2 separate regions of the Homo sapiens genome follow, and region 2 is linked to region 1. Evidence: chromatin contacts called from ENCODE Hi-C or POLR2A ChIA-PET data. All regions are on one chromosome and are shown on one strand. Each heading gives the region's core, a stretch centred on a gene start or an enhancer-like site at or near the end of the contact. The rest is flanking DNA. Distances are from core to core; before and after follow the strand shown. Region 1 overlaps ABCA1 (ATP binding cassette subfamily A member 1). Region 2 overlaps LOC105376197 (a long non-coding RNA gene).

Region 1 (3,276 bases), core at 702-3,201:
GGGTTTTTAATTCCAAAGCCAGCAGTGCCTGGCACAGAGGAGGCACTCAGTAAATTGGATGAATGAATGAATAGATGGATGGATGAACTAATGAATGAATGAATACAAATGAGTGAATAAATTAATGACCTGATGTGATTTGGGGAATTGCCGATTGCAGAGAAGAAAATTCACCTTGCAGTGAGTTAGGGAAAAGATGAAGCAGGACATGAACTTGAAACAAACCAAGTAAAGAGGACACAAGAGTTCTGCTAAACCCACTCAGCCACGTCAGCCCAGATCAAGAGGAGAGTCAGGTGAGTGGCAGCTAGAAGCAGAGTGGGGAACAGGAGAGAGGAAGGCTGAGTTGATTAAATGATAAAATGGAGATGACAATGGCATCCACCTCATTGGACTGAGCTAGGTGTTAAATGAGCAAATGTACCTGCAGACCTAGTATAATGCCGGGCACTGAGTAAGGTGCCCGGTAAAGGATGGCTAATATCATCATCATTTTCAGGAATGACTGATCTGAACAGATTCATGGCTAATTTAACCTTAAAGCATATTCAGAATAGACAAGACACAGAAGTGGCTTTGGCGGCTAAGTTGAGATGTTGAATTTGTGATCTAAGGTATGCACATGTGTGTATGTGTGTGCATATGTATGTGTGTATTATAATACATATTAGCCTGGCTGAGTTCCTAAGACAGAATTATTGAGTTCTTTCTGCTGATACTATCTATAAGGTAAAGGAAAGGTTGAAGCTGACTGATTTGTCTACTCATAACTTTATGAAAGAATAAATAAATCTAGTATTTTACAGGGAATCACCAGGAATGATCATATCCACCAGTCACTGCAAGGATGGATATAGGTGGAAGATGACCTGGACGAAAGACCAATCATTCCACACAAGACAGGGAATACTTCCTGAACAGGAGAGTCATTTAGCCACTTAACTTTGGCCAATGAGTTAATGCGGACCTGGATTTTATAATCAGTAAAATGTGTGGGTTGGAGAAGATGATCTCTGAGGTCTTCTTACCTGACACTGAAAGGAACACAGGGCAAAACAAAATCAGCACTGGATACAGCATCACAGGGTCTGAATTCAAGAGTCAGCTCTGCCATTTCCTGACTGTGTAATCATGAAGCTATACTTTCCCCCCTATTTAAATCTCCCTAAGCCTCAGTTTCCTTGGATATAAAATGGGGCTAATACAGCACTTTGGGAGGCCAAGACGGGTGGATCAACTGAGGTCGGAAGTTCGAGACCAGCCTGACCAACATGAAGAAACCCCGTCTCTACTAAAAATACAAAATTAGCCGGGTGTGGTGGCGCATGCCTGTAATCCCAGCTACTCAGGAAGCTGAGGCAGGAGAATTGCTTGGAGGCAGAGGTTGCAGTGAGCCGAGATCACGCCATTGCAATCCAGCCTGGGCAACAAGAGCGACACTCTGTCTCAAAAAACAAACAAACAAAAAAAACGGGGCTAATAACATTCACAGGTTGTTGTGCAAACCAAAGATCAAGAACGTGAACGTGCTGTTTCAGGGGAAAAAGCTGACTTGCTCCAAGTGTTCGCTCGGGTAACTGGAAGGTATGACCTCTGTCACAGGATGCGGAGCTGGGCTACTGCTGCCAGCAGAAGAGAAAGTCACTATCCAGCAGAAGGTCAAGAGGGCTCTCCCACCACAGTCTCTTCAATACAGACCAAAATACTTGACCTGCTGAGCTCAGCCTCCTTGGTTTTGCCTGGAGGAGCAAACAGTGACCTACCAATTAGCCAAGAGCTTCTGTAAAGTGGGGCAAAGGAAAGGAAAAAGAACAAAAAACAGGTGACATGTGTGTTTGTGGGCTGGAAGAAACGAAGCAGAACCCTCAGCTTCTTGCCACACATCCAGGCCTCTGGGACCAAGCCGGGGAACCAGCTGGGACCTCTGGGACCCAGGTCCAGGCCTCTGGGACCAAGCTGAGGAACACATTTGCACGTGCAGGCGGAGGGGTATGACGCGGGGTGGGGGCGAGGTCCTGCTTTCCAGGCCATTCAGTGTTCCTTCAGTTCTCTGAGCATAGAGGACAAGGAAGGTGGGAGGAGGGAGGAGAGGGAAGAGAGGGGTGAAGGAGCTTGGGGGAGGCTGGGAAAGAAGGAGGAAAGGAGAGGAGGGAGAGCAGCTCAGGAAGGCGGAGGAGGAAAGCCCTTTGCTGAGCTGAGCTGAGCCAGACGGGGTTACTCTCGGTCAGTGCCCTCCAGTCCCCAGCTCAGGTTTCAAGATCTGTCTTCTCTTTTGCTCAACATGAAAAGGAACCAGAGCAATCAGCTGCTTTAGAAGTGGGTGGAGGAGGCAAATGAAAAAAAAGGAGAAGTAGGGAAAATCACATCAGCATCCCAGGCCCAGATGGTCTTCTTCAATGGACCCCTGGGGTGGGGGTGGGGTGGGGCCTCCCAGCCTGCTAGGAGCTGTCAACTGAGCAGGGCCTGGGAGCGGGAGACAAATTCTAACTCGTGGTTTTAATCAGCCTGAGCTTGTCCAGCCTTACAAATAAGACCTTGAAATACTTCTCTGTTATACAAGGGCTGGTAACAAATACACTCCAGTGTCTTTATGGTATTTTTTTGGTGTTTTGTTTTCCTGATGCTCTGCTGTCTTCTTGAAGAATAGACGATGCCTGCTTCACCAATAGCTGAGCACTCTCTGGGAAGACCTGGTTGTTGGGTGCTGAGGAGAAGGGGTGAGGCGGGGTGATGCAGCTGCTCCTTCAGGTGACTCCTTAGAGCAGGGGAGAGTAGGCCAGGGGTGTGTGGTACACACAGCCTAAGGACACCCATGCTGTTCATCCCGGCCTGGGCTTTCCAACCCAGGAGACACTTCCTTCTCTACAGAGAAGGCTCACCGAGGGATACCAAGACATACCTGAAAAAACTCAGTTCCAGAATTTTCCAGTTATGTGGCCTTGGGAAAGTCAGTTAGGCTCTCTGAGCCTCCATTTTTCTGTAAATGGAGGTCTAGCTTCCTATACGTGTGGGTTAAGTTATCACTAATGACACTAAGTGTGTTAAGTACTCTGAATGCTGACTCACACATACTCCTTGAGAAAATACAAGCTGAAAATTAAACATGTTCAAAATAAATGTGGATAAAGTCATAGATGACAAGCTGTGAAGAATTCCCAAGAGAAACCAGGATATTTAGGCTTATGCTCCCTGAACCTTCCAAGGCATTAGGAAGCCAGAGTCTTCTCTTTCAACCAATGGGAATACCATAACTTTAGGAACCACACATTCCTTCTA
Region 2 (3,480 bases), core at 369-2,868, 270 kb after region 1:
TATCTCGAAAAGAATGAGTGAGAGATTTGCATACATCATTCCAGAATGATTCATAATACAGAATATGTTCACCAACATTTTTATTTATATTACATAAATAATCTTCTTTATGTTTAGCAATATATTTTCCATTGGTTGCTTTTGAGTGGTAAATTCCTCTTATTACATTTAAAATATTTGACTCACAAAAAAATTAATTAACATGTACCTTTTTAAGAATTTTATTCCATAGCTCAAACCAGCATTTTCCTAAATTTGTTCTATGTAAGGTTAGAGTTACAAGATATTCTGCCTCAAATAAGCAGGTTATGTTTAGGAAAGGCTATATCCCTTGTGGAAATTAAAGGCTTCTCAGTGTTCTCCGATTAACTGATCAAAGGTAAATGAAGTGTGCTCCAGGAAATGCCTTTTTAATGAAAATTCATTGATATTTGTATAACTCTGATAGAAAGTAACGGATTCAAAAACAGAGAGCTCGCCAGGTACAGTGGCGAGCTGTAATCCCAGCACCTTGGGAGGCCAAGGCAGACGGATCACCTGAAGTCAGGAGTTCAAGACCAGCCTGGCCAACATGGCGAAACCCCATCTCTACTAAAAATACAAAAATTAGCCAGGTGTGGTGGCGGATGCCTGTAATTTCCAGCTACTTGGGAGGCTAAGGCAGGGAGAATTACTTGAATCCGGGAGTGGAGGTTGCAGTGAGGTAAGATCGTATCACTGTACTGCAGCCTGGGCGATATCCTGCACCCATGGAAATAAATGAAAGAGCTTCCATTTGCTGGGACAGTTGTGATCTCCTCATCTTCCAGTGAGACCAGTAGTGGCCACGTGGCCACTCTACACTCCTTTTTTTTTATGAGATGGAGTCTCACTCTCTCTGTCACCCAGGCTGGAGCACAGTGGCACAGTCTCGGCTCACTGCAACCTCCCCCTCGTGGGTTCCAGCAATTCTCCTGCCTCAGCCTCCTGAGTAGCTGGGATCATACATGCGCCACCACGCCCAGTTAATTTTTGTATTTTTAGTAGAGACGGTGTTTCACCATGTTGGTCAGGCTGGTCTCGAACTCCTGACCTCGTGATCCGCCTGCCTCGGCCTCCCAAAGTCCTGGGATTACAGGTGTGAGCCACCGCGCCCGGCCACTGTACACTCATTAGAGACCAGAATTCAAGCATCTGTGTGAGGTTGGATATGTAATTGTCAAAGTCCTTTTCAACCTTGAGACTCTGAATTTTAATTGAGAGCATTAAAAATCTTGTTTTAGATCCAATCACTCCTTTGCCAGCATGGAGCAAGTCATCCAGGTGTCAGTTGCTTCATCTGTGAAACAAAGGGTCTTTGTCTGAGGCCAGGGTTGTCATCTGATGCTGGGTCACAATCTCTAGATCCCCTTGGGGTCCCGCCCAACAGTGACATACTCATGCCCTATTCTTTCTCTTTATTGAGAAGGAAATAGTATAAGCAAACAAAATCATCAAGAGTTGCTTACATATGCACACAGAACATGCACCAAACAGCTGGAAAACAAAGAAAGTAGGTGAAAGGTGAAGTTGTTTTGCTGAATGGGTGTCAGAGGTTGGTTTACAAATCCACAGGGAGGACCAGAGCTCCGCTGATGCTAACACTTGCTCTGAAAAATCTGTTCGCAGAACTCCTAGCGGCCCCGCCTCCCTCCCCACAGCTGGCTTCTTCTGAAAGGCCTAGAGGCAACTAAAGTCTGAGTTTTTATGTTTTGTAAGAAAACAAAGGGAAGTCTAAAAATGTAAAAAAAGAAAAAAGAAAAAACCTTCAGCTGTTCCAATGTAGCCCCACGAGATTGGTTTCTCTGAACTCTGACGGGTCTTGTTGTTTTGTGTGTTCCTCAGAGCCCAAAGAAAACCAACTCCAGGCAGGGTGCAGTGACTCTCGCCTGTACTCCCAGCACTTTGGGAGACCAAGGTGGGTGGATCACCTGAGGTCAGAAGTTTGAGACCAGCCTGGCCAACATGGTGAAACCCCATCTCTACTAAAAATACAAAAAACTTAGCTGGCCGTGGTGGCAGGCGCCTATAGTCCGAGCTACTCAGGAGGCTGAGGCAGGGAAATTGCTTGAACCCAGAAGGTGGAGGTTGCGGTGAGCCGAGATCACGCCATTGCACTCTAGCCTGGGCGACAGAGACTCCATCTCAAAAAAAAAAAAAAAAAAAGAGAAAACCAATTCCATTTTCCTCTTTCTTCCTGGTGTTGAATGACAAAGGGAAGCTAAGGGGCGTTTTCTTCTATCTGGCATACTTTGCAATGTAGAATAAAATAACTTTGAGTTGTGGTCGCTTCTTGAGGTGACCCTCCACCCATCCTCCAGGCAAAATATCACAAAGACCAACAAAACCTGAAACTGAGAAAGATACAGAGCTGATTCCCTGGCTGACTCAACGCCCTGAGACAGGCACTCGCCTCTGAAACCTTCAGGGCTCCTCACTAACTGCAAGACCATGCTCACTGCTCATGTTTGAATGAAGTATACAAATTCAATAAGCAGTCTATCATTTTTGGTGGAGTGACAAGGTCTATTGTTCCCTTGGTGCTGTGTCTCTTTCCATAGAGGCTATAACTTTAACCTACTATAAGGTTAGTTGGTCCTGTCACTGTAATTTCTTTGTGTCTATTTTAGAGAGAACCGACCATGCTTGTGTTATTTGTAGTGTCTGAGGCAGAGAATGGCTCTCCCCAAGCCCCAAGAACCAGCGTAGGACAGTTCTTTTTTTTTGAGACAGGATCTTCACACTGGCTGGAATGCAGTGGTGCAATCTCGGCTTACTGCAACCTCTGCCTCCTGGGCTTAAAGGATCCTCCCACCTCAGTCTCCTGAGTAGCTGGGACTACAGGTGCATGCCACCACACCCGGTATATATATATATATATATATATATATATATATATATATATATATATATTTTTTTTTTTTTAAATATAAAGACAACATTTCCCCATGTTGCCCAGGCTGGTCTCGAACTCCTGAGCTCAAGAGATCTGCCCGCCTCAGCCTCCCAAAGTGCTGGGATTACAGGTGTGAGCCACTGCACCCGGCCTAGGACAGTTCTTATGCCTGCTGGCTAATAAACATTCATAGCTTTAGTAAAATTTTGTCAAGACTGCACCTGGTGGAAAGGTTATAAGGAAAGGGACACATCACCCTCACTCTAACCACCAGAGGCAAGATACCTAATTCATTCTGGTTTTCCTAAGACTTTCCCAGTTTTAGCAGTGGAAGTCTCACGTCCCAGGAAACCCCACAATGCCAGACAAATCAGGGCATTGGTCACCCTACATATCTACCAAATAATTTAATAATTGCTGAATGCCAAATTAATTTTAGCCAGTATAAGACATCTGGTTTCCCTTAAAATAGCTTCTACCATGAAATAGGCTTACATTTCCAAAAAGGATGAAAGGAAAGATGAGATGTGGCGCCTTGCTACTCAATGTGTGGTTAAGAGATCAAT

The links. Hi-C counts contacts between places; a loop is a spot of excess contacts on that map. ChIA-PET counts read pairs that join two places held with the same protein, here RNA polymerase II (POLR2A). Pooled maps may share reads with other maps.
Region 2: a loop to region 1 is called in a map of chondrocyte, with 2.9 times the contacts of the local background. The contact joins two enhancer-like sites. A Hi-C loop is called at or near these places in 7 of 168 maps with a recorded cell type or tissue (CD14-positive monocyte, CD4-positive, alpha-beta memory T cell, HAP-1 and 3 more) and 10 of 50 pooled maps. POLR2A ChIA-PET finds 5 or more read pairs at or near these places in 6 of 52 experiments (PC-9, SK-N-SH, T-cell and 2 more).

What each region holds. Positions count from the first base shown.
Region 1 is chr9:104,866,905-104,870,180 of GRCh38, forward strand. The region is part of intron 5 of ABCA1 (ATP binding cassette subfamily A member 1); the gene reads right to left. Among named protein-coding and RNA genes, the nearest start is that of ABCA1, 60 kb to the right of the region's middle. RefSeq lists an enhancer at 2,279-2,368. Within about 2 kb of position 1,952, at least 24 of the 41 ENCODE cell types and tissues checked have a DNase peak (open chromatin) inside an H3K27ac peak, as active enhancers do.
Region 2 is chr9:105,137,058-105,140,537 of GRCh38, forward strand. The region is part of intron 3 of LOC105376197 (a long non-coding RNA gene); the gene reads left to right. Among named protein-coding and RNA genes, the nearest start is that of SLC44A1, 110 kb to the right of the region's middle. RefSeq lists enhancers at 411-1,390, 1,391-2,370, 2,371-3,350, 3,351-3,480. Within about 2 kb of position 1,619, at least 2 of the 41 ENCODE cell types and tissues checked have a DNase peak (open chromatin) inside an H3K27ac peak, as active enhancers do.